Regions from separate parts of the Homo sapiens genome. Here all the other regions are linked to region 3. Evidence: read pairs that join two places in POLR2A ChIA-PET (ENCODE). Cell type or tissue: OCI-LY7. All regions are shown on one strand. Links, peaks and the distances in the headings refer to the core of each region. The heading gives the core; the rest is flanking DNA.

Region 1 (8,182 bases), core at 1,692-6,691, 140 kb before region 3:
ACCTGCAAATACTCTTACCTTGGTTGGTTTGTTTAACCCAATGGCTTTAAATCAAATTTCTACACTGAAGACCGAAATTTATGTCAGCAACTTGGATGTCTCTTCCGAACTCCAGACTCACATACGCAACAGCCTACTCATCATGTCCAGGTGGATATTTAGTAGGCATCTCAAAGTTATTCAAAACTGAACTTCTGGTCCCTACTCATAACAAACAACTGTGTTTTTCCTGCAGCCTTCTCCTATTCACTTTAGAGCAATTCCAACTCTATCCTTTCAATTGCTTAGGACTTCGAAAGTCTAGGAATCATCCTGAGTCCTCATGTTCTCGCACACCTCATATCCAGGCCATTGATCCAATCCTGTGATTTCTAGCTTCAAGATATATCCATCTCTATCCTATATTTGCTTGGCTGCTAGCAGCATGACCCCAGCCACTGTCATCTCTTGCCTGGGTTAGCAACAGCCTCTTTTAGTCCTGGCCCTGTTCCTGCCCTTGCCCTGGAATGCGCTCTTCTCCACCCAGCAGCCAATGGGGTCATGTGAAAATGCATCCCCAGTAGAAAAGAAAAACCTTTTCACCTCACTCACACTTAAAGCCACAGTCCTTACAACGGCCTTCCCAGCCCTACAAGATCTGGACCCCAGCCTCTCTGAGCCTCCTCCTCACTCATCATGCTTCAGCCACTGTCCTCTCCCTGGCCTCTCCCAGCCACATGCCTCTCCCCAGGCAGGGTCACTCTGTTTGCACACATCCCTCAGCTGCCCTTACTCCTTATCTCTTTCAGGTTTTTGCTCAAGCCTTCTCTCATCAGAGACTCTTCTGGTCAAATATCTGATCATCCTACTGAAAATTAAGGCTCCTTTTCTAGCCCCACCCTGTCTATCCCCGTTCTTGTTTTATTTTTCTCTGTAGCACTTATTACCATTTCAGATACCATATATTATTATACTTATTTGTTGTCTATCTCCACCCTCTTCTTCCAGAGTATAAACTCCATGTGGCTAGGGTTTTTTGTTTGTTTGTTTTTGTTTTTTAGACAGAGTCTCACCCTGTCACCCACGCTGGAGTGCAATGGCACGATCTCAGCGCATCGCACCTCCTGCCTCCCGGGTTCAAGCGATTCTCCTGCCTCAGCCTCCCGAGTAGCTGGGACTACAGGTGTCCACCACCATGCCTGGCCAAGTTTTGTATTTTTAGTAGAGACGGGGTTTCACCATGTTGGCCAGGTTGGTCTCAAACTCCTGACCTCATGATCTGCCCACCTTGGCCTCCCAAAGTGTTAGGATTACAGGTGTAAGCCACTGTGCCCGGCCGACGGCAGGGTTTTTATTTGTGTTGTTTATGTGGTCTGCTGAACACCTAGAACAGTCCCTGATGTGTAGGTAGCTCAAACAATATTTATTGAATGAATGGATGAAACCAAATACTCTGGCCTCGTTGGCACTAATTCTAAACCATTAAGCTAATGAAACAGAGTGCCATCCAAAATAAATTAATAGAATAAAGCAAGTCCCCATTATCAAAGCAAAATAGATAATTAAAAATTAAAGCAATAACTAGTTAATTAGGGCAAAGGGATTTTTTTATAACTGTGTTATAGGATCATATAGGACCGTGGGACTGAGAGAAAACCTGAGCTCTCACTCAGTCCTGCCTCCTAACTGCAAGACCGAGAGGGCACACTCCAACCATGTCAAAGAGGATCTTTTCCGTGTTAAGGGTATTTGGAGAAATACTCTGGTTTTTCAGTTATTCATATATTTTCTTTTTAATGTTCAACCACTCACCATCTGCTTCCCTTCTTAGAAAAGTCATATCTCTACCTTAAATAACACCGAAAAGAAAGGCCAACTGCGAGTACATGCAAACTCCTACTTCTCTTTGACTATCTGGCCCCAGATAGGAATGGAAAAAATACCATGTTCCTCAGGTGTCTAATATCAAAACAATGGCAACTCTATTAAAGGTACTGAAAACTTTAGCATTTTCCTAAGTTATCCTGAGTAATTTCCTTTTAAATACATTTTTTCTATTATAAGTTAAAACTTTTACTTTTTTAAAAAAGTAGAGGGCTGGGGCCGGGCGCAGTGGCTCACGCCTGTAATCCCAGCACTTTGGGAGGCCGAGGCAGTCAGATCACGAGGTCAGGAGATCGAGACCATCCTGGCTAACATGATGAAACCCCGTCTCTACTAAAAATACAAAAAATTAGCCCGGCCTGGTGGCGGGCGCCTGTAGTCCCAGCTACTTAGGAGGCTGAGGGAGGAGAATGGCGTGAACCCGGGAGGTGGAGCTTGCAGTGAGCCGAGAACCCGCTACTGCCCTCCAGCCTGGGCAACAGAGCGAGACTCTGTCCCAAAAACAAAACGAAACAAAACAAAACAAAAACAGTAGAGGGCTGGGTGTGGTGGCTCACGCCTGTAATCTCAGCACTTTGGGAGGTTGAGGCAGGCAGATCACTTGAGGTCAGGAGTTCAAGACCAGCCTAGCCAACATGGTGAAAACCTGTCCCTAGTAAAGATACAAAAAGTGAGCCAGGTGTGGTGGCTATAATCCCAGATACTCAGGAGGCTGAGGCACAAGAATCGCTTGAACCTGGGAGGCAGAGGTTGCAGTGAGCCAAGATTGCATCACTGCACTTCAGCCTGAGCGACAGAACAAGACTCTGTATCAAAAAATAAAATAAAATAAAATAAAATAAGGAAGAAACTGCTAGCTCATCTTTTAAAAGTATGTATACTGTAAGTCAAATTCTGTTATGGGAATGTGCTACAGTTTTTTAAAATCTCATAGGGTAAGATTTTCTGGTCAAGGGGAAGGTCTATTTTTTGCTAATATATTTTTATGTTAGATATTGCTTGAAATCGATTTAAAACACTGGCAAGTTTCCAATGAAACAAAAAACTTGCAGCATGAGAGAAGGTAGGCTAGACTGGAAGTTAAGAGACCTGGCTGGAATCTGGTTCCCATTATGTGATGAAACTGCTGTGTGAGCTTCAGGCAAGTTCCATCTTTCTGGCCTTGAATTGAGCTGTAGAACGAGAGCCTTAGATGTAAAGGAACTATGTATTCTCTTTCATCCCTAGGATTTATGATTCTTTGTATAGTTGAAATGAATTTAGTCTGAAGTTTTAAATTTTGATTTTCTCTCTTCTTCTTTCCCTTTTTCCTTCTTCCTTATCTCCTTCCTTCCATCCTTCCATCATTATTTATATTTTGCTTCTCTATTTCTTTTTCCTTTCTATTCTTTCTCCTTTTCTCCTCACCTTTCCTTTGTCTTTCAATTACTTTCTTACCTACTTCTTTATCTTTTTACTTGTCCCTTTTCCTTCCTTTTCCTTTTATTTTTTTCTTTCCTTTTCTCTTCATTTTTCCTTTCTACCTTCTTTCCAGCTTTCTTTCTTTCTTCTCTGTCATTCTTTTTCTCAGCAGCAAATCACTTGACATTTCAACAAATCCACAAAGTAGCAGTAGTTTTATGGGCTGGTATTAACACCTATTATGACCAGCCAGGCATTGCAAACTGATGTGAGTGCCGATAGGCCCGCTTTTAGGCCATGCATGGAAAGTAGCCAAATCTGCACATGGCTATTATTTAATGATGCCCAGAGTCAAACAGGAAGCCTTCTGCAAATTGCCTCACAAATTATACAGTGGCTCCCTGCCTGCTTGTTATTGGCATGAAATAGATTTGTAAAACCAGCTTCTGACATCCAAATTATTTCCCTGTCTTTTACACACACACACACACACACACACACACACTCAAAGCTACCCTTCTAACATAAAAATTAAAAATATATTTAGATAGGAAATGTCATAGTCAAAGAAAGCATAAGCAAAAAACTTGAGAAAATATTTACAATATAATGACAATCACAAGGTCTGATTTCCAAAATATGCAAAATGTTATTATAAATTATTAATGCATATAATTTCAATATAAAGTGGGCAAAATTTATGAATAGATAATTCACACAGAAGGAAATAAAAATGTCCAGCAAACATAATATTCTCAACCTCAATAATGAAAGAAACTCAGTTTGAAAGGGTCATTTTTTTGAAAGAAAAATTTGTTGTTTTAACAAAGTATAATGCTTCAAACTGGCCTGAAGAATAATATTGGTGTATATTTTCTCTTCCGTAGCTTTTAATCTTACCATGCACACTTTCAAAGTGACTAAAAATACTTTCTCCCAATAAACAATTTTGCCCAATAATATCCATCCCCTCCCTGAGCCCAGTTCTCTTAAAACTCTAGGTTGTAAAGAAATTGGGGAGTATTTTTTCTGAGTAATAGCCTATGCAAGCCAAATTCTTTTTTTTTCTTTTAAGAGACAAGGTCTCATTCTGTTGCTCAGGCTGGAGTGCAGTAGTGCTATCACAGCTCATTGCAGCCTCAAACTCCTGGGCTCAAGGGATGCTCTCATCTCACCCTCCTGAGTAACTGGGACTACAGGCACATGCCACCATGCCTGGTGAATTTATTTTGTTTTATCTTTTGTAGAGATGGGGCCTTACTTGTTGCCTAGGCTGGTCTGAAATTCCTGGCCTGAAGTGATCCCCTCAGCTTGCCCTCCCAAAGCCCTGTGATTATAGGCATGAGCCACTACACCTAGCCTTGTAAGCCAAATTCTGTCAGACTGGGTCACCAATTATTCTTCTTTTTCCCTCATCCCTACTAAAATGCTCAGAGTATTAGATATCATCATCCTTATTTAAATATTTGTTATAAAACTGGAAAGGGTTGGACCACCTTGGAAACTTTTTTCACTTTTATCTCTTGCTTAATCAGTATAATAGAAAGCTAAGAGAACAGGATTTGGAGTCAAACTGAACCTAGCCTTAATCTTAGCTCTGGTATTTAGTATTGTGTTTCCTTGGGTAAGTTCCTTATTCTCTTGGAGCTCAATTTTCTCATGTATCCGCAAAACAGGACTAACCATAGCATCTCTTTCATAGGGTTGTGGTGAATCTTTAAGTGCTATTATGAACGTGAAGCATATAGCAGAGTACCTAACACAGGACAAAATAAATAAACTGCTGAGATAATGATGTCAATGACGATGAAAGCTTACAAAAGTAAGAGAACTGGTCAGAACGCTGATAAGAACTCCATATAGAATCTGCAAATTTAGAAAGAAGAGACTGAATCTCACTTAAATCTCAAGCAAAGAACTTTGCAACTTATTCAGGGTTTGAATCTATGTCTGTTGAAATCCCACTGAGTCAGTACAATGCTGAATGATGTCTCATTCTGGTGAATAGCCAGGCTGTAAAATCCTTCACAAATTTAAATACAGTATAGTGGGGGAAACAGATCAGAAAAGAGTGACAACAGTCAGAACAGTAGGGGAGGCAAACACACACCAAGGTCTATGTCTAATTTTGATACAATATGGGTCAACATCTAATAATATTCCTAAGATGATGAGAAGTAACCTTGACAACCCAGCTGATGCAGGCACTGAAAGAATAAGAGATTCACAGGGAGAAATAGGAGAAAATCTGGGCCATTTTCTTGGTTCAGTGCTGGCTCATACCTTTTGCTCTGTAGAAAATTTCTTATTACTTGTAAACCAAAGTCTTCTAATATTTAATTAACAAACATCTATTAAACACCTGTAATATGCCAAGACAATAGGTTAGGCCTTTGGGGATATAGAGGTCCCCTGCTCACAAAGGTTGTCAGGGAGGACATTACTATTCACAAGCGAGTAGGATACAGCTTAACCCACACAGTCCTGCAAGCTCAATACTCCTAGCGAAAGCAACAAAAGTCACTGATTAATTTTGACTTGGGATATGCTAATAATAGCGATAACAAATATAATACTGGTAATAATAAATAGGCTAGGTTTTGCTGCAGCAGCAAACAGATCTCAGTGGCCCTATACAACAGAATTTTATTTCTTGATCATGCTCCACAGCCATGTATTAGGTTGGTGCAAAAGTAACTGCGGTTTTGCCATTATTTTCAATGGTAGGCAGGGGACCTGTCTCACATAGCCATAGAATGCCACCATTGAGAACAGGCAACCTCCTCAGCTGCTGTGGCAGGGCAAGAGAGCATGGAGAATTGAGTGCTGGCTCTTAAGAGCGACTTGCTATTGCAGCTCACTGGCCAGACCTTGTCACATGGGCTTACCTATCCTGTGACTAGAGTGAGGAGTGAGGTGTGAGGTACCCAGAATATAGTCTTAGGAGGCTCTTGCTCTTGGGATCATGCAGGTATAGGGTTGGTCCCTGTGTGGCTCTGTGTAAAAGCCAGTGGCTCCTTGTATTTTTCACCTTAGAGATCTCACTGGTCTTATCCCAGTCCCAGCCTAATTGAAAGGGGGTTAGGAAATGTCATGTTCCTTATGTTGAGCTAGGGGAGGTCAGTTTTGGGGAGTACTAGAAACGTCTAGTAACCTAGCCTTGAAACCTCGACCTCATCTGTGGCACTTCCTTTTCTCTCCACCTTTCTGATCCAGGCAGTCACCAAATCTTGGGATTTGAATCAAACATAACAAAAGAACTAATATGTCAGTTACTTAACTATTTGCCAAGAATCGTCCTATGCACACTTATGCTCACTGATTCATTTATTCATTCCTCAGACAGCCCTATGAGGAAGTTCCTATCACTATTTCAATTTTTAAAATGAGAAACTTGAGGCTTGGAGAAATTGAGTAACTTGCCCAAGGTCTTCATCTGTAAGAGGCAAAGTTGAGATTTGAACACATATCTGACTATAATGCCACTAATCATTGTGGGAGCTCACACTTATTCAATATTCCAAAAATTTTAAATGAGAGTGTGGCTAGATCAGCCCAACTCATAAGATAGCTGGAGCAAGGAATACTGACTGGCAATTTGTGAGAAGTGTATATAGATATCATCATCAATGATTTCAAGCTTATGCCATTGATAAAAAGGGATGGTTTTGTTTTGTTTTGGGTTTTCACATGAGAATGCAGTGCGATCTGTTATTAGAAGATGTAGGATATAGAATAGGGATCAAAAAATCTTTACTAATCAGATGTGTGATTAGGGCAACTCTCTTCCTCTCAGTTTTGCCAATGATCAAGAAAGGAGCTGAATCAGATCTTTTAAGGCCATCGCCAGTATTGATATTACAAAATTTTGTGATGATGGCAGAAATACAGAAGACAGGGAAGAAATATATATATATGATAGAAATATATATAAATATATATATTAAAAAATATATAGGATAGAAATATACATAAAAATATATTAAAAATATAAAAATATATAAATATATATAAAATATATAAATATATAAAAAATATAAAAAATATATAAATATATAAATATATAAATATATATAAATATACATATAAATATATATAAAATATATGAATATATAATATATATAAATATATAAAAATATACATAAATATAGAAATATATATAAAAATATACATAAATATATAAAAATATAAAAATATATAAATATATAAATATATATAAATATATAAATATACAAAAATATATAAATATATAAATATATAAATATATAAATATACAAAAATATATAAATATATAAATATATAAAAATATATAAATATAAAAATATATAAATATATATAAATATATAAATATATATAAATCTATACAAATATATAAATATATATAATATATAAATATATAAATATATATAAAATATATAAAAATATATAAATATATAAATATATAAAAAATATATAAATATATAAAAAAGAATATATAAATATATAAAAATATAAAAAAATATATAAAAATATATAAAAGTATATATAAATATATATAAATATATTTGTTTTGTTTTGTTTGTTTGTTTATTATTATCATTTTTTTTTGAGACAGAGTCTTGCTCTGTACCCCCAGCTGGAATGCAGTGACATGATCTCGGCTCACTGCAATCTCTGCTCCCAGGTTCACGCCATTCTCCTGCCTCAGCCTCCCGTGTAGCTGGGACTACAGGCACCCGCCACCACGCCCGGCTAATTGTTCTGTATGTTTAGTAGAGACGGGGTTTCACCGTGTTAGCCAGGATGGTCTCGATCTCCTGACCTTGTGATCCGCCCACCTCAGCCTCCCAAAGTGTTGGAATTACAGGCGTGAGCCACTGTGCCCGGCCAGAAAAATATTTTAAAAACATAAAAATATTCTATAGCAAAACTGAAACAC
Region 2 (8,182 bases), core at 1,692-6,691, 220 kb after region 3:
CTCAGAATCTTAGACAACCTTCTAGTTAGAATTTATACTTTTTAAAATTTTCTTTTTATGGTGATTTTTTAACATTGAAAATAATAATATAAACTTTCATTTTAAATAATTTTGGGTAAAAAGAGGAGGTGACTTAAAAGAATATTAAGGAAGTATTAAGCAACTATGATAAAAACATAAAGATGAGTTGGTGTGTCAATGTGACAAAAATCATGGCCATCATATTAAAATGACCAAAGTTTGGGAACTGCTGCTCTTGCCAAAAGAAAACCGTGACTGTTCTTCGTGGTCTTATGATTGATCTCTCAGCCTTATTTTAAAGCCATCCAAGACTGACTGCTCCAAGAAAATGATGAGTTGATAGACATGGCTGTCTGAACCCACCTATCAGCATGGGAATTTCTGCATTCTGGATATGAACAATAAAAGCATATGTATAGGGACTACACACAGTGAGCCTGAGATAAATTTCTAGAGGGGAAAGAAGTGACCTAACCAAAAAAGAGCAAACCTTTATTGGGTCCCTTCATCCATCTATGTTCCGGAAGACTGTTCTATGTGGGCATGAAGTGGATTTGGAGATGAAATGTCCAAGGAAAACAAGAACAGTAACCAGATAAGAAGAAATCTGTTCTTGGCATCAGCATACTTGTTATATTCTTACTGCATGCTTCTCTGATCAACCTAATAAATTCTCCTTTCTCTTGGAAAATGGCATGAGCACATTACTTTGTAGTCAGCAGCAAAGGGTATGTTAGTGAACATACTCCAAGAAGAAAGAGGAATCTAAATAGAAAATTCCTATCAAGTGAAAAGAACCCACAAGGCCTTTACCTTCATGAGCTTACTTAGTATATGTACTAGGTTAATACACTTCCAAATAAGTATGGGTAGCACATTTCAAAGACAAGGAAAAAGGCTCGAGGGAGTTAAGTAACATTCCTGAAGCAAACAGAAGAGATGGAGCAAGAATCCAAGCTTAGGCCTGACATCCTTTTGTTTTTCACTATATGTTCTAATTGGATGAAGCAATGTTTTTGTTTTGCTTTCTCATCTTTTTTAAAAAAATTAATAGAAATGGGGTTTCACTATGTTGCCCAGGTTGGTCTCAAACTCCTGGGCTCATGTGATCCTCCCACTTTAGCCTCTCAAAGTGTTGGGATTACAGGCATGAGCTATTGTGCCCAGCCTGTTTTCTTATTTTTTAATCATGACCTGCATATGTAAGACATAAAACTTCTGTCTCCTTTTTTTTTTGAATTTGAGATACCTTTATCTGCCAGCAATTTTTTTAGATGTACTAAACAAGTTTGGATTCATTTTACTGTTTCATTTGTTGATGCAATAAATTGTTGGTGATGCGATAAATCTATGACCAAGCAGAGAACTTAGACGACTCTTTCTATGGTGTTTTCTCTACATATGTATGGTTCAACTTGTTTTGTGTTCATTCATTGGTTTATTCATTTGACTGTATTTATCAAACGTTTACTCTGCACTTTTGCATTGGACTTAGTATTCTGTGTCTATCCACAAACAAATTGGAACCAGCCTTCAATTTGCCAGTATCACATATCCTCCTGGATAAATGCTCAAGTGTGTTGTGCACACCATTGTTACGTTAAATGTGTTCCTAATATGTGTTATCATCATATCAACTTGGGCAGAAGTCCTCCCCAGAGAAGGCGAGTGAAGATGAGGTCAGAAACATGTGTTTTGTTGAGAGAAATGGTTTCTAGAAATCATTTCTTTCTGGTTTTTCTTCCTATTCTAAAAGAACCAAATAAGAGAAAACCTCCACAAGCAAAACAAATGGTGGCTTCAGCACATGGATGGTCTCCAATAGATCTTCATAAATATCAAGATGCACAAACACTTTTTCTCTCTCTTAACTCACCCTCCCAGCACAGTGCTCAGAGTGCTGGTAATGTGCAGACTTCAGTGTAGGTGATGCCTTAGGGTCTGAAAGAGAAGTTAGTGAAATAAGCTTCCTTCTTCCTGTCTTGCTCCAGGGTTCCTCACTATCACCTTTCCTTGTAGTTTCTACCTAGAAAGTCAACACAGCGTACTGTCTTCTTTAATCTAAGTGTACTTTTCGACACCTCTATATTCTTGCCTTTTCACACCTTTATCATTCCTTCTTTGAATGTAAACCTTCCCCTGTACCTGTTTTCTATGTCCTTTCAAGAATGGTTTGGGAAGCTCTCTCTTTTGATAAGACTTCTATCCTCACTCTTCTGTTCTTTCAGAAGCAAAGATGGATTTTTTTAAACAAAGTTTTTATTGCTTCTTTTGGCCTGAAGCACCAAACAGGTCTCTGAGTCTATAACATGGGCTTTTATTTTAGATGAGATTCAAGAGAAGAACATGGGAGATACTACATATCATGTGTGCGCTTTTACTTACTCCTTTACGTCCTGAATGAATTTAATATATTTTTCATTGATTAATACATTAACATAGCTGCTAAATGCCTAGTATGTGTAAGACAGTATGCTAAGGTTTGGTGAGAAATTGACAGACAAGGTATAGAGTACTTTCGATTCTCTGTTTTGGAATAAAAGGGTAGTTCTACAATCAAATATCAATTACCTTCAGGTATATGAAATCAAATATTGCCTTCCTCAGCTACAAAATTGAGATGTGGCTATGTACAGTATGTAAGTCTGGATATAATAAAGCAATACTTAGTAAATCTTTGAATAAACAAAGGAATACAGAGCTGGAGAAGAAAAGTCTCTGGGAAAGATCATTTAAAATTAGAATTAGGGATTTTGGTAAATATACAAATGGGAAAATAAGCACTCAAGTGAGAAAATACGAAGACTGAGAAGACATAGAATTGATATTTTTGAAACAATTGAGGGGACCCAGAGGTGAAAAACAAATATATTGACATACTTATGGACCTCATGGACCGGGTAAATGAAGTTGTTCAGTGGAAAGTTAGTTATTTTTAGAGCAAAAGGAACAGGAAATAATGCTTTACACACTGGTTTATTTGTAGCACTTATTACTGAAGAAGTGATGTCAGTCAAAACGAAATAAATTGAACTATGTTGAGAATGGATCTAAGCCAGTTTGGTCATTCCCAATTATTAGCTTCTTTTTTTTAAGAACTAGTAACCTTCAAAAATTTAGAGGTAGTTTACAGTTTAGGATCTCCTCCCCTGCAACTTTCCTACCAGGTTATAATGAAAGTAACTCTTAGCCGGGCACAGTGGCTGATGCTTGTAATCCCAGCACTTTGAGATGCTGAGGGGGGTGGATTACCTGAGTCAGGAGTTCAAGACCAGCCTGGCCAACATGGCAAAATCCCAACTCTACTAAAAGTACAAAAAATTAGCCAGGCATGCAGCATGCACCTGTAATCCCAGATACTTGGGAGGCTGAGACAGGAGAATTGCCTGAACCTGGGAGGCAGAGGTTGCAGTGAGCTGAGATTGTGCCACTGCACTCCAGCCTGGGCGACAGAGCAAAACTCTGTCTCAAAAAAATGAAAAGAAAAAAAAGGAAAATTCTCAAACCCAGATCTTTCACACATTTTTTTTTTTTTTTTTTTTTTTTTTAGAAAGCAGACACCAAACAGTCTAGAACCTGTTTGGCAATCTTCTTGAGTCCCAATTCTATCCTTTTAGTTTCATTGGACACAAAATGGATACTATTCTGGGGGCAAGATGGATTCAACACTATGGCTGGCATCATGCAGAAGAGTCCTTCCCACCAGCAACCTGGGTCCTGCATTGGCTGCCATTTCAAAAGTGCAGATGGGGCTTTCCACTTAGAATAGAGTGGTTTATGGCAGCTTAACACTCCCACGGGAACACAACTGAAAAAAAAGCTAGATCAAATTCAAAAAACACATCTGTTTCAAGGCATCAGAGAGCTGCAAAAGCAATGAGGACTAGATGGGCTAAAATTCCAGACGGGAAAATCCCAGAGGGGTGAGGAAGGGATCTTTTGCAGCTTTTCCTAGGGGGTATTTGCCTAGTTCTAGGTGTGGCTATGAGGCTGAGAAGCCTTTCTTGGCTCCAGCAAAGGGCCGCTGTTGCGAGGGAAGGAGAAAACAGCAGAGACTGGAGCAGGTATGCAGTAAGGAGGTGACCCAACTGGTGATTTCAATGGCCTTAACACACAGCTAGTTACTTCTTGAAGACATTTGCTCAATCCTGAAGCTGAGCCCAGTGGGAGACTTAGAAACTAAGTTTAAAAATCTTAGAAAAGCAGAGCAGAACTTTCCTCCAGTTCATGGTTCTACGAAGACGCTGACTGCTGGGGAGGAACTCTGGTTCATGGGGCCTGGGGGCAGTGGTGAGGTGACTTGTTTGCAGCTGCCTGTTCCCTGTCAGCTTTGGCCAGTTCCGGGTATGGCCAGAGCTAAGCATCTTGCTTGGCCCAACAGAGGGCCACTGTTGGGATGGGAAAGCAGAGGTTTTTGCATTTATGTGAGGCTGGAATTCACTGGAGACTTGAGGAGCCTCAAACACACAGCTGGTTTCCCTTTAAGAAATTTGCAGAATTCTGAAGCTGCATGGAATAGGAGATTAAAAATCAGAAAACTTCTGAAAAGCAAATGGGAGTTTTCTGTATTCTGTGTGCACTGAGAAGTCAAGGATCTCCCAGGCGCTGGGGTCCTGGTCGATACTTCATGTTCTCACTTAGAAGAAGGGCCTCATTCTGGGAACAGGAACAAACCCAAGATACACGCAGCCCAGTCACAAGCTTGGGGAAGATGCTTCTCCCAGCCCCAGTCTATCCACCCCACAGAGGAAAGGGTTGATCCTCTCCTGGTGGAAGATAACATCTACAGCCTTCATAAGTTTTTATACACAACAATCTGTCATTCAACTAGATATAAAGACCACTGAGGTCAGAAGATTCTCATACCCTGTCATGCAAGGATGGAGTATGTCTCCATGCTATTTTTAGCCAATCTACCTCTTGAACACCCTAATTGCACTAATGGAAACAGCTTTGATTATTAGCATGATAGAAAATAATCTATTATGCCAATAAACAAAACATATTGTTGATTAGAGATAAAGAGCTGAAACTCTTGCAGCAGCACTTCCGGGGTATCACTCTAATAATTAAGGGCTGGTTGATCACTCTGAAGTATGTATTTTTTATTAGAGTGTAGAATAAACACACATGTATTATAATACTTTATGATGAAATGTTTTAAAGTAAATAATAGCTCATATGAGACTAAAAGCTCTTTAATAATTTGTTGTATATTTTCAAAAAGTTAGAAGAGACTATTTTGAACGTTCACAACACAAAGAAATCATAAATGTTTGAAGTAACTGATACATTAATTATCCTGATTTGATCTTCATATATTGTATACACATACTGAAATATCACTCTGTATCCTATAAATATATATAATTATTACATGTCAACTGAAAATAAAATGGAAAAACATCAGAAGCCTTGGTAGATTCAACTCTGTGTGCCTAGCTCATTCAGCTCTCAGCTTGTAATAGGGGATCAGTCACACTTGTTGAGTGAATTAATAAATTAAATATTTAGGTAAAATAATAAATGATGGGCTGGGCGCAATGGTTCACACCTAAAATCCCAGCACTTTGGGAGGACAAGGAGGGTGGATCACGAGGTCAGGAGTTCAAGACCAGCCTGGCCAACATGGTGAAACCCGGTCTCTACTAAAAATACAAAAAAAAAATTAGCTGGGTGTGGTGGTACGCACTTGTAGTCCCAGCTACTCAGGAGGCTGAGACAGGAAAATTGCTTGAACCTGGGAGGTGGAGGTTGCAGTGAGCTGAGATCACACCACTGCTCTCCAGCCTGGGCGACACAGCAAGACTCCATCTCGAAAAATATAATAATAATAAATGACGGATTATTCTGGGCGTTATTTCAAATGGTGAAAATCAGAACAAGGGGCTGTTCGCCTGTTGGTACCTCTTCTCCCTAACTCATTTTGAATCCCCAGTAATGTCCTATATCCTGATTGGTTCTCATATCCTGTCTTGGATTGCTTTGTTACCATTCTGATTATTTTCCATGCCTTTCCTGGAAGGCAACGTAGCAAGGAGACTGGGAAGCAGGCACTCAGGTGTCAGGCAGACCTTATCAAGGGGCCTTGACTCTACAACTTACCTACCACCCATTTGGCCACTAGCAGGTTACTTAACCTCTCTGGATCTCAGCCCTCTACTGTACAATGGGTATAGCATAGTAGCTTTTACAGAAAGTTGATGTGAGGATTAAATAAGATAACACTTGTCAAATGCTTAGGAGAGTTCCTTCAACATAGTCCAATGTAGTTGTACAATAAAATATTAGCAATTATTGTATTCTTTTGTAAGCCTATGCATTGCTCAATTTGGATTTTTCAAACAAACAAAAATTAAGATTACATCAAGATTGTGCACCTTAACAAAACAAAAGCTCAGGAGAGATGAGACTCAAATAATAAATGCTAGAATACATACTTTTGTGTTAATATTCTGCCTTCAAAGAAGTCAACTTGAAAGACTAACACTGAGCTGAAGACATTTAAAAAGCAATTTCCCAGCCTGTTAACATTTTCCAGTCTATACAGGTCTCAAACATTTTGGGAGACCCCTAAAACCAGCTTCCTCACTTCCTAGGCATGTCTTAATATATATACGTGTGTGTATGTGTATATATATATATAATATTTTATATATAATTATATATAAAAATATATATAATATCTTTCTACCAAAATTGGTATCTCTAACAGAATTAACTTAACATAAGATCTAACTGAAAATTGCATTTACTTTTACAGAAATTAAATCTGACTTTAAAAGATGAATAATCTACAGACTCTCAACAATGAAGAGTATGTCTCGGCTTTTAAATACCACTGCCAAAGAGTTCTTTTAGGTCAAGACTCATTCATTTGGGGGTAGGATAACAGACTAGACTATTTACCTTCATTAACCTGAAACTATGGGAGGTGTGGAAGTCAACCTGTATTTGTCATTGGGTCCGAGTGTCTCTGCGGTCTACCTGTCCTTGAGCTGTCATAATGGCTGGTACATTTTCTAGGAGCATTGCATAAGGACTATTAGCAATTCCAAACAGCCAATCAAGCATATGTATATGACAACCTGCATTAAATATCAGTTAGTTTTCTCATCTCTGAGCAACAGAGCTGATTTTAAATCATATAAGTGTGTACGGCAAGAGTTGCATATAGCCAAAATTACCTTTTATAATCTTTTAGGAAGACATCAAATTGAATGCCAATAAACCCAACGCAGCCAGTTTTTTCCCACTGTCTAGACATATTCCTGTTTCTTTGGATTACTACCAGAATAAATAGTTGGCGTGCATTTGGAGGCCATATTTTAGGAAATGTTCTTATCTTGAAACACTAGTAGCACATTCAGTGCAGAGAGATGTCCATACCATGAGAGGAGCATGCGGGAACTGGCACCAAATGTGGAAGATCAGATTCACTTTTCCCATCTCTCCTGCACTCCAAGCACATATGTATTGAGGAGGTGGTCAGGTAGAATCACTGCACTATTTACATGGTTTATAGTATTTTCTTTTATTTTATGTTTCGCCTGGGCACACTGTATTGAACTCTACCAGTTGGCTCTATTAAATTAGATGCATGGAGATATACTCTATACCACAGTCTTGGAAAGAACTCATAGATAAAATTTACTGTCTGCCAGGGACTCTATTAAACATGCATTATTTTATGTAATCTTGTTTAAAGTTTTATTTTTTAAAGTCATACAGTAAAATTGACCTTTTTGGTGCACAGTTCCATGACATTTAACACAGACATAAATTCTTAAAATACCATCACAATCAGGACACAGAACAGTTCCATTACCCCATGAAACTCCCTGCTGTTCTCTTGCAGTCAACTCTTTCTCCACCCTTAACCCTGAGCAGATCCATGGCAGCCAAGCTCCTGTTTTCTGTCAATATACCTGTGTCTTTTCAAGAATGTTACATAAATGGAATTATACAATATATAACCTTTGAGACTGGTTTCTTTCACTTAGCCTAATGCCTCTGAGATTCATCCGAGCTGTGTGTATCAATAGTTCATTCCTTTCTGTTGCTGAGTAGTATTCCATTGTATGGCTATATCATAGCTTATTAATTCATTCTCCCAGTCTTTTGGGTTGCTTCCAGTTTTGGTGATTATAAATAAAACTGC
Region 3 (8,182 bases), core at 1,914-6,913:
AGTATAATTAAATGAACAATTTTGGACATATCAGACAGGGAAATGTTTTAAAAGTCTGACCATACCTATGTGAGGATGTGGGGAAACTGACATGCTCCTGATGGGTTTGTGAACTGGTCAACATGTTGGTTCCCATTTACAACACCCCACTTTCTGAAAGCCTTTCTGCAGGAATATGTGAGGTATATAAACAATAGAAAGCTACTTGGTAGCCCTTCATTTTCCTCATCATCAGCATACACCCATTTTATTATCTCACAGTGCTGTAGACCAGAAGTCCAGGAGGCTGGGCTGCTTTCTCTGCTCTGAGGTGCACAGGTCAAAATCAAGATGTAGGCTGTATTAGTCTGTTCTCATGCTGCTAATAAAGATATACCTGAGACTGGGTAATTTATAAAGAAAAAGGTTTAATGGACTCACAGTTCCACCTGCCTGGGGAGGCCTCACCATCATGGCGGAAAGTAAAGACATGTCTTACATGGCCACAGGCAAGACAGAATGAGAGCCAAGCAAAAGGGGGAACCCCTTATAAAACCATCAGATCTTGTGAGACTTATTCACTACCATGAGAACAGTATGGGGGAAATGGCCCCCATGATTCAATTATCTCCTACCAGGTGCCTCCCAAAACACGTGGGAATTATGGGAGCTACAATTCAAGATGAGATTTGGGTGCACAGCCAAACCTCAACATATCTAGATGAACTCTTATTTTTTTCCCTCCCCTCATTCCCATCCCTATGAAACCTGTTATACCTTTACCTTAGCCATGTCTTCAGTCTCCCCAAGGTCTAGGGGGAATCTACTTTCAGGATCATTCAGGTTGCTGGCAGAGTTCAGTTGCATGTGTATATGAGGCTTTGGTCTTGTTTTCTTGCTAGTTTTCTGGTCAGGGTTGTTCTTCACTTTCTGGGGCTTCCCGTATTCCTTGGCTCATTGCCCCTTCATTTCCAAAGCCAGCAATAGTAGGCCGAGTCCCTCTCATGCTTCGTGTCTTTCCTGCCTCTTCTGACTGACTCTTCTGCCTCTTCTGCCTGCAAGGGCTTAGGTGATTACACTGGGCTCAATCCGATAATCCAGGATCATCTTCCCATCTCAAGGACTGTGACTTCAATCACATCTGCAAAGACTCCTTTTGACATGTCAAGTAACATATTCATAGATTCCAGGAATAGGATGTAGACTTCCTTTGGGTGCTGTTACTTTCCCTACCATGCCTCTTATTCAACTATTTTGGGAATAATAACAACACAACAAAAATGATTAAGATAATAAGGCCAGTGTCATAGGTGACAAAATGGAGGTCTAGTCAATCCTGGTTCCAAGATAAAAAATCAGGCAGCCTGACTCCAGAACCCACACTCTTAATGACGATACCACTGCAAAAATGCCTGGCCTGGAAATTCTAGATTTGTAGAGATGCCAGATTACTGTGTGGTTCTGATTCCCATTATCCCTTGTGAATTTTCCTGCAGTGCTCTAATATGGGAATGATGTTATGGGGAGTCTAGAGAGACAGGGTTTGAAAGTTCTTTCCAGTTGAAGAGTAAATATGGATCTTTTTATTCACATATTAGTGACATAGTCATGCCTCTTTTGTATATGGATCTTATGATCTATACATATGAATTCCATGGCAGTGGCATGGATCTTATTATAGTGACAAAGTCATGTGTCTTATGTATGTCACATATACATGTATTATGGGATGTAGGTAGAATCAAATATAAAAGTAATCATCATAGAAAATACTCACGGTTTATAAAGTGAAAACAGTTTATTATAGCACAGAAATAAGTTAGTATTTATTGAGCACCTAGGAATTACCAGGCACCGCATTAGGCGCCTGGGGTATAAAGTGAATAAAACAGACCAAAAGAAAAAAAAAAAAACCCACAAGGGCTTACATTCTAGAGGCTGCTGGGAGACTGACAATAAGCAACACGTATTACGAATTAGTAATTATATAATAAGTTAGAAAGTGGTAAATGCTTTGGAAAAAATAGAACAGGATAAAGATCACCAGTGGTGGAGGGAGAGCAGATTTCAGTTTTAAGTGGGGTTCTCAGGTAGGATTCATTGAGAAGCTGACATTTAAGCGAAGATTTGCAGCAGGTAAGGGTTGTCATGCAGATATCTGGGGAATATTCCAGGCAAGGGGAATATTCCAGCCAAAGGCAATAATCCAGGCCAAAGGATATCCAGTGCAAAGGCCTCAAGGTAGGAACATGCCTGGTCTGCTTGAGGGGGAGCAAGAAGGTCAGGGTGGCTGCAGGGTAATGAAAGAGGGGAACACAGAAGGAGAGGAGTCAGAGAGTAATGAGAGTCAAATTATGTGGACCTTGGCTTTTACCCTGAGTGAGTCATTGGAGTTCCATGATCTGCTCATGTTTTATGTAGATTGGCGTGGCTGTTGTGTTGAGAACAGGCTACAGGGGCAAGAGTGGAAGCAGGTTGGCCTGTAATCCTGGTGAGGTCTGCATCAGGTAGTAATTACTGGAGAGGCTGGACTCTGGCTCTGTTTTCAAGATATGGATATGCTGATAGATTGGTTAGAGTCTTGAGCAAAAGAGAAGTTTCGGGTTCCATTCGCTGAGATGGCAAGGACTAAGGTAAAGGTATAACAGGTTTCATAAGGATGGGAATGAGGGGAGGGAAAAAAATAAGAGTTCATCTGGATATACTGAGTTTTAAAACATTTATTAGACATTCAAGTGGAGGTGTTAGGTTTGCCATTGGTTATGAGTCTGGGGTCCAGGAGAGAGGTCTGGGCTGGAGATAGAATCCTTGCAGTTGTCAACATAGGATTAAATTCATGAGATGAATGAGGTCACCAGTGGAGTAAAATGAAGACTGATGGAGCTGCTGGGGCACTCCAGCTTTGCAGGGGAGAAGAGGAGGAACAGCAAAGGAGACTGGGAGGAGAGTGAGGGAGGGAGGAGGAAAACCAAGAGGGAATGCTGTCCTACGAATCGAAGTCAAAGTGAGAAGTGACCATTGAGTTTAGTAATCTGGAGGCACAGGTGACCCTTACCAGAGCATTTTTGCTGGGGAGGGGGAGTGGGGGAAATCTGGCTGGACTGGGCTGAAGATATCATGGGAGGGGAGGAACTGGAGTCTCTGAGTGCAGCTCTTAGTATTGTGAAGGAGAGCAGTGAAATGGGGAGTAGCTGTGGAGGATGTGGAGCTTTTTATTATTGTTATTTAAGATAGGAGAAATAGCATCATGCTTATTTGCTGATAAGAATGATCCGGGAAAGAGGGGAAAGTTCTGATAATGTAGGAGAAGGAGGCAGAATGCTGAAGTGTTGTCTTTGATTGGCTAAAGGGAATTGGGTCAAGTGCACATAAGAGGAAGAATTGGCTTTAGATCAGAACACGGTATAGGAGTACTGCCCATCAGGGGGGCTGAGGGAAACGAACTCTTAAGTAGCTCTTACATTTCCTGGTCAAAGAAAGGTAATTCTCTCATCCTGTGGTCATTGCAGCAGCTGGAGCTTTCAATATCTGGGAGGCTGGATTCTTTAGTTGACCTCAACGTTGGTTTTGCTAGCACCAAGTTACCCTAAGGCTTTCTGTTTTTTTTTTTTTTTTTTTTTTTTAATGGCAAATAAGTTCAATCAGCAGGTTGGAATAGCGAAGCTCACTGGACAAAGCAGCTTATTGCCTTACAAACCTGGGGCTGAATTATTAATAATACAGAACAGGTATGCACTTAAAGTCCCACCAGCAAAACAGGGGCTCTAAAGAGAGATGCAGGGAGGGAGAGGAGAGAATAATTCAGTTAATTAAACATATTCAGAAATTTGCCACCTGTAAAGCCAGAGTGAAATTACTTTCATTTCTGTATGCACATACATTTTGTGTTTTACAGGTAAGCATTGTTTTCAATTACAGAGAGGAGAGCACCATCAACTGTCAATGCTTATGGTTTCTAAACATCTTAACCCAGTCCAGTTTAGGTCAGTTTCCTTTGAGTAGAAGAAATCCTGATCCATGACCAGAGATTATACCCTAGACTATACAAACAGATCTCTTGCAAGTGCCTGTCTCAAGGCGGATTGAGAAAGAGCATCTGCAGCTCAGCGTTGACTCGTCATCTCTCAGTGAATAATAAAGGAAATGCATATCCTATAATAGTGGGCCAGAGTCTCACCTCTTCATGTGACAAATGACACGTGCTCAGTCTAAATAAAGCTCTTTACTTTATGAAATACAACGGCACCAAAGCCTTATGCAGCTCTAGGTCTGCCCCACATTTCTCCACAGGCAAATGACATTTAAGTCCATGGATGGATGCCTTTTCTTGATGTTCACACAGGAAACATATCATTCCCTATTCGACTCTATTAAGTTACTTCACTTGATCACATGTTCAAGCTTTCGTGGTCTTTTTTTCTAAAAATTATATTCTCCAGAAAAGGGGTGGTGATCTTGCCTTTCCCTTATTCCAGACTTTAAGGAGATGAAAACCAGGTGTAGGAAAGAGGAGGGTAAACATCAGGATATTAACAGAAAGAGGAAGAATAGAGGGGACAGTCAGGTGGTCCAGGAGACTGGAAGTAAATTCAGTTCACGTTCACCACATGCCACAGCAACAAAGATAACACACTTCCTGGTTTGAGTAGCTTATGCCTTAGAGCAGAGGTTCTCCATCTTTTGAGTCATACCTGATAGATAATATTTCATATGTTCAACCCACTTGCATTACTAATATGGACACTTCTGGACTGTGGCACTCACTGATTAAATACTCTGCAGATTGTATATAGTTCTGAGCTCAGGAACTACAAATCCTCCTCTTTCCCTATGTTCCCCTGTTGCACATGTTGTGGCTGAACTCCCTGTCTCTATTTCCCACCTTCCCCAATGAGTAGCAGTCATGGGGTAAGGGTGATAGTGACCCATTCCTGGCTCTAGGAGTAGGCGTTGATGAACTTAAGCAAACCAGTTGTCCATTCTTTTAGATTCAGGGGAAGGCATTTGACCTATGATTTCCTGGAGGGAAAACCAGGACTGTGGTTTGACTGTTGGTTGAGAAGAGGTCTGTGGGGAAGAGAAGATCTTTCTCCTAGATGTGGTACAGTGTGGATGTGAAACCTAGAAGTGCTGCTGCCATTTTGCTACCATGTGTGAAGTCAGCATGAGACAAAGTAGCAGAACAAAGAGAATTGCAGATCAAAGGAGCTAGAGCCAAACAAAACTGTATCTAAAGTCCATATAACACACACAAACCTATATTTATTGGTGTATTTTAGTTATAGGAGCTAATAATTCTCTATTATTCTTATTTAAAAAAATTATTTCAATAGGTTTTGGGGAATAGGTGTTTTGGGTTACATGGATAAGTTCTTTAGTGGTGATTTCTGAGATTTTGGTGCACGTGTCACCTGAACCGTGTACACTGTACCCAATGCGTTGTCTTTTATCCCTCAACCCCCTCCCATCCTTCCCCTGCCAAGTCCCCAAAGTTCATTATATCATTCTTATGTCTTTGCATCCTCATAGCTTAGCTCCCATTTATAGGTGAGAACATATGATATTTGGTTTGCCATTCCTGAGTTACTTTACTTAGAATAATGGTCTCCAACTTCATCCAGGTTGCTGAAAATGACATTATTTCATTCCTTTTTATGGCTGAGTAGTATTCCATAGTATATGTATACACCACATTTTCTTTATCCACTCATTGGTTGATGGGCATTTAGGCAGATTCCAAATTTTTGCAGTTGCAAATTTTGCTGCTATAAACATGCATGTTCAAGTATCTTTTTCATATAATGACTTCTTTTCCTTTGGGTAGATACTCAGTAGTGGGATTGCTGGATTGAATGGTAGTTCTACTTTTAGTTCTTTAAGGAATCTCCATACTCTTTTCCATAGTGGTTGTACTAGTTCACATTCCCACCAGCAGTGTAAAAGTGTTCCCTTTTTACCACATCCAAGCCAACATCTATTATTTTTTTATTTTTAAATTATGGCCATTCTTGCAGGAGTAAGGTGATATCACATTGTGCTTTTAATTTTCATTTCTCTGATAATTAGTGATATTGAGCGTTTTTTCATGTTTATTGGCCATTTGTATATCTTATTTTGAGAATTGCCTATTCATGTCCTTTACCCACTTGTGGATGGGATTATTTGTTCCAGTACTTGACAAGTGGGCAAGGGACATTATTGGTATAAAATCTACCAATAAATAAAGATATGTATTTTGCTGATTTGTTCGAGTTCCTTGTAGATTCTGAATATTAGTCCTTTGTCAGATGCACAGTACCTTCTCTTTATTGTTTAATTCAGTTTGAACTGGGTTTTGGGAACTTGCCACCAATAGCACTGATCCATATAAATGACTTTTCAACACTGTGGCTAAGAACCTCTGGGTTAGAGGAAATTCAAATAAGTTACTGACAAATGAAGTAAATAATAATAATGATAATATTAAAATCAGAAAGTGAGTGACAGCATTTAGAAAGATGTCCTTGGGTTAGGTTGGTAGTAGTTTTGGAATGCAGCCAAGGAGACAGAAAACAGCAAAAGTAAACCCCAGGTAAGGAAATACTTATATTTCTTAATTGGTTCTAAAATATATAGAGTTATTCAAGAGGGTTTCCAATCATAAAGCTATAAATTCAGAAACTGTAATGGTAGAGGTACTGCTAGAATAAGAGGCCCCTGGGAAAGCAAGTTAAGGCAGGTTGGAGTGGGTAGGCAGCTTTCAGGATGTCTGGAAGGTGGTAGGAAGGTTTGGATGAGAAATGCTAAGATTGCTGGAGTAACTAATGAAGCTCATGTCTGATGCTGCTGATGTATTACAAAAATCTCAGAAGCCCGGAGTATTGAAGCCAATGGTAAATTCAATAAGTATTTGATCACTGACAGAAAAACAAGTGTTCCAGGCATATAGGCAGCTAGTTTGTGTGAATCCGTAGTGTATTTAAACCAGCATGTTAAAGGGGCCTATAGAGAAGGTAGTCCCTAAGAATCTATCACTTTGTTGATTCAAATAAGACATAGCATCTTTTGCCATGTCTTCAACTACAGTGTTTGTGTCTTTCTTTTAAGATTGTTTTTCCTCCTTCCCTCCCTGTTCACTTTCTTTCTTTTTTTTTCCCTTCCTTTATCTTGTATGTGGATGCTGACATTTATGTATAGATCTCCCTCATACTGAGATCACTAATGCTGGTGGCTTTAGATATAGACTGTGCAAGTTCAGCCTGAGTGGTTCTAGACAGTTCCTTGAACTTGACTGCATTCAGGAAATGTTAAATATTTCCTGGAAATTGCCTGAGTCAGTGCAAGACTCAATGATAAAGCATATCCTGCAAGTCCTGAATGCCACATGTAGGCAGAGAAAAGGCAAAGCAATTTTCCAGCTGTTTAAATAATGAGCACAGGAGTCCCTTCAGGGGGTTCCTTTGAGTAGAAAAGCAAGTTAAGGCAGGATGGAGTGGGCAGGCAGCCTGCAGGATGTCTGGAAAATTAAGTGGGAAAGAAGACAGTGTGGTGGTACGAAGTCGTTTGAGCTCTAAAAGGACAGGTCCTGGGAAAGACTTAAGGCTGGAAACAAACCAGAAACATCCTTCATTTTCATCTTTCCAAACACAGCTTTGTTATTATCTAAGACAGTTGAAGAAAAAGAAAAAATTGACGTGCCTTTGGAAAATTCAAAATGTGTCATTTCTGTCTCAAAAGTCCTGTATTTTGTCTTGCAGTTCAGAGACTGGAGATGGGCAGTGTCACCCATATCAGGTATGTGGTTGAGTAATGTCTTAGAAACAAAATATGTTCCTCTTTGGTTCCAGATGCTTGGGTTTCTAGAGTCTGGCAGGACTAGTAATCTTGAATCTGTCTACTTCACACAAAGTTTGACCAAGTCTCACAGGGTTTGGGACCCTCACAGTTTTGTCAGGAAACCAGCCTACCTTTTTTCCCTACTCCTCTTCCCTCCCTCCCTCTTGCCATTCATTCAAACAGTGGTACAAAGAACACTAACAGGTGTCATACACTGAGGTATGTGTTGGGAATAGAGATGAGTAAACATGGTGTCTGCCTGAGGAGCTTATTCCCTAATAAAGGAGTCAAACATGAATAGATAAGTTATAATATGGAAAGATGAGTGTTATGAAGAACCCAGAACTGTGGGAGCCTGAGTCCAGCTGCAGTTCCCTGGCAGGGGAGT

The links. ChIA-PET counts read pairs that join two places held together with the same protein. Peaks named below come from ENCODE experiments on the same cell type or tissue, not always from the same donor. Only the 100,000 strongest peaks of a DNase experiment are listed, where the experiment ranks them.
Region 1: POLR2A ChIA-PET joins it to region 3 with 6 read pairs; 3 of 35 experiments call an interaction of 5 or more read pairs at or near these places.
Region 2: POLR2A ChIA-PET joins it to region 3 with 5 read pairs; 2 of 35 experiments call an interaction of 5 or more read pairs at or near these places.

Annotation. Positions count from the first base shown.
Region 1 is chr5:143,437,365-143,445,546 of GRCh38, forward strand. No RefSeq gene overlaps it. Among named protein-coding and RNA genes, the nearest start is that of NR3C1, 38 kb to the left of the region's middle. In OCI-LY7, for the core only: no CTCF peak of the experiment used is centred there; a DNase peak (open chromatin) is centred at 3,587.
Region 2 is chr5:143,797,120-143,805,301 of GRCh38, forward strand. No RefSeq gene overlaps it. Among named protein-coding and RNA genes, the nearest start is that of HMHB1, 11 kb to the right of the region's middle. RefSeq lists an enhancer at 4,195-4,254. In OCI-LY7, for the core only: no CTCF peak of the experiment used is centred there; no DNase peak of the experiment used is centred there.
Region 3 is chr5:143,578,948-143,587,129 of GRCh38, forward strand. LOC105378209 (a long non-coding RNA gene) reads left to right here. Exons shown (of 4, transcript XR_944375.1): 2 at 7,716-7,752. Among named protein-coding and RNA genes, the nearest start is that of MIR5197, 97 kb to the right of the region's middle. In OCI-LY7, for the core only: no CTCF peak of the experiment used is centred there; DNase peaks (open chromatin) are centred at 4,134 and 4,604; H3K4me3 peaks cover 817 bases; H3K27ac peaks cover 1,876 bases.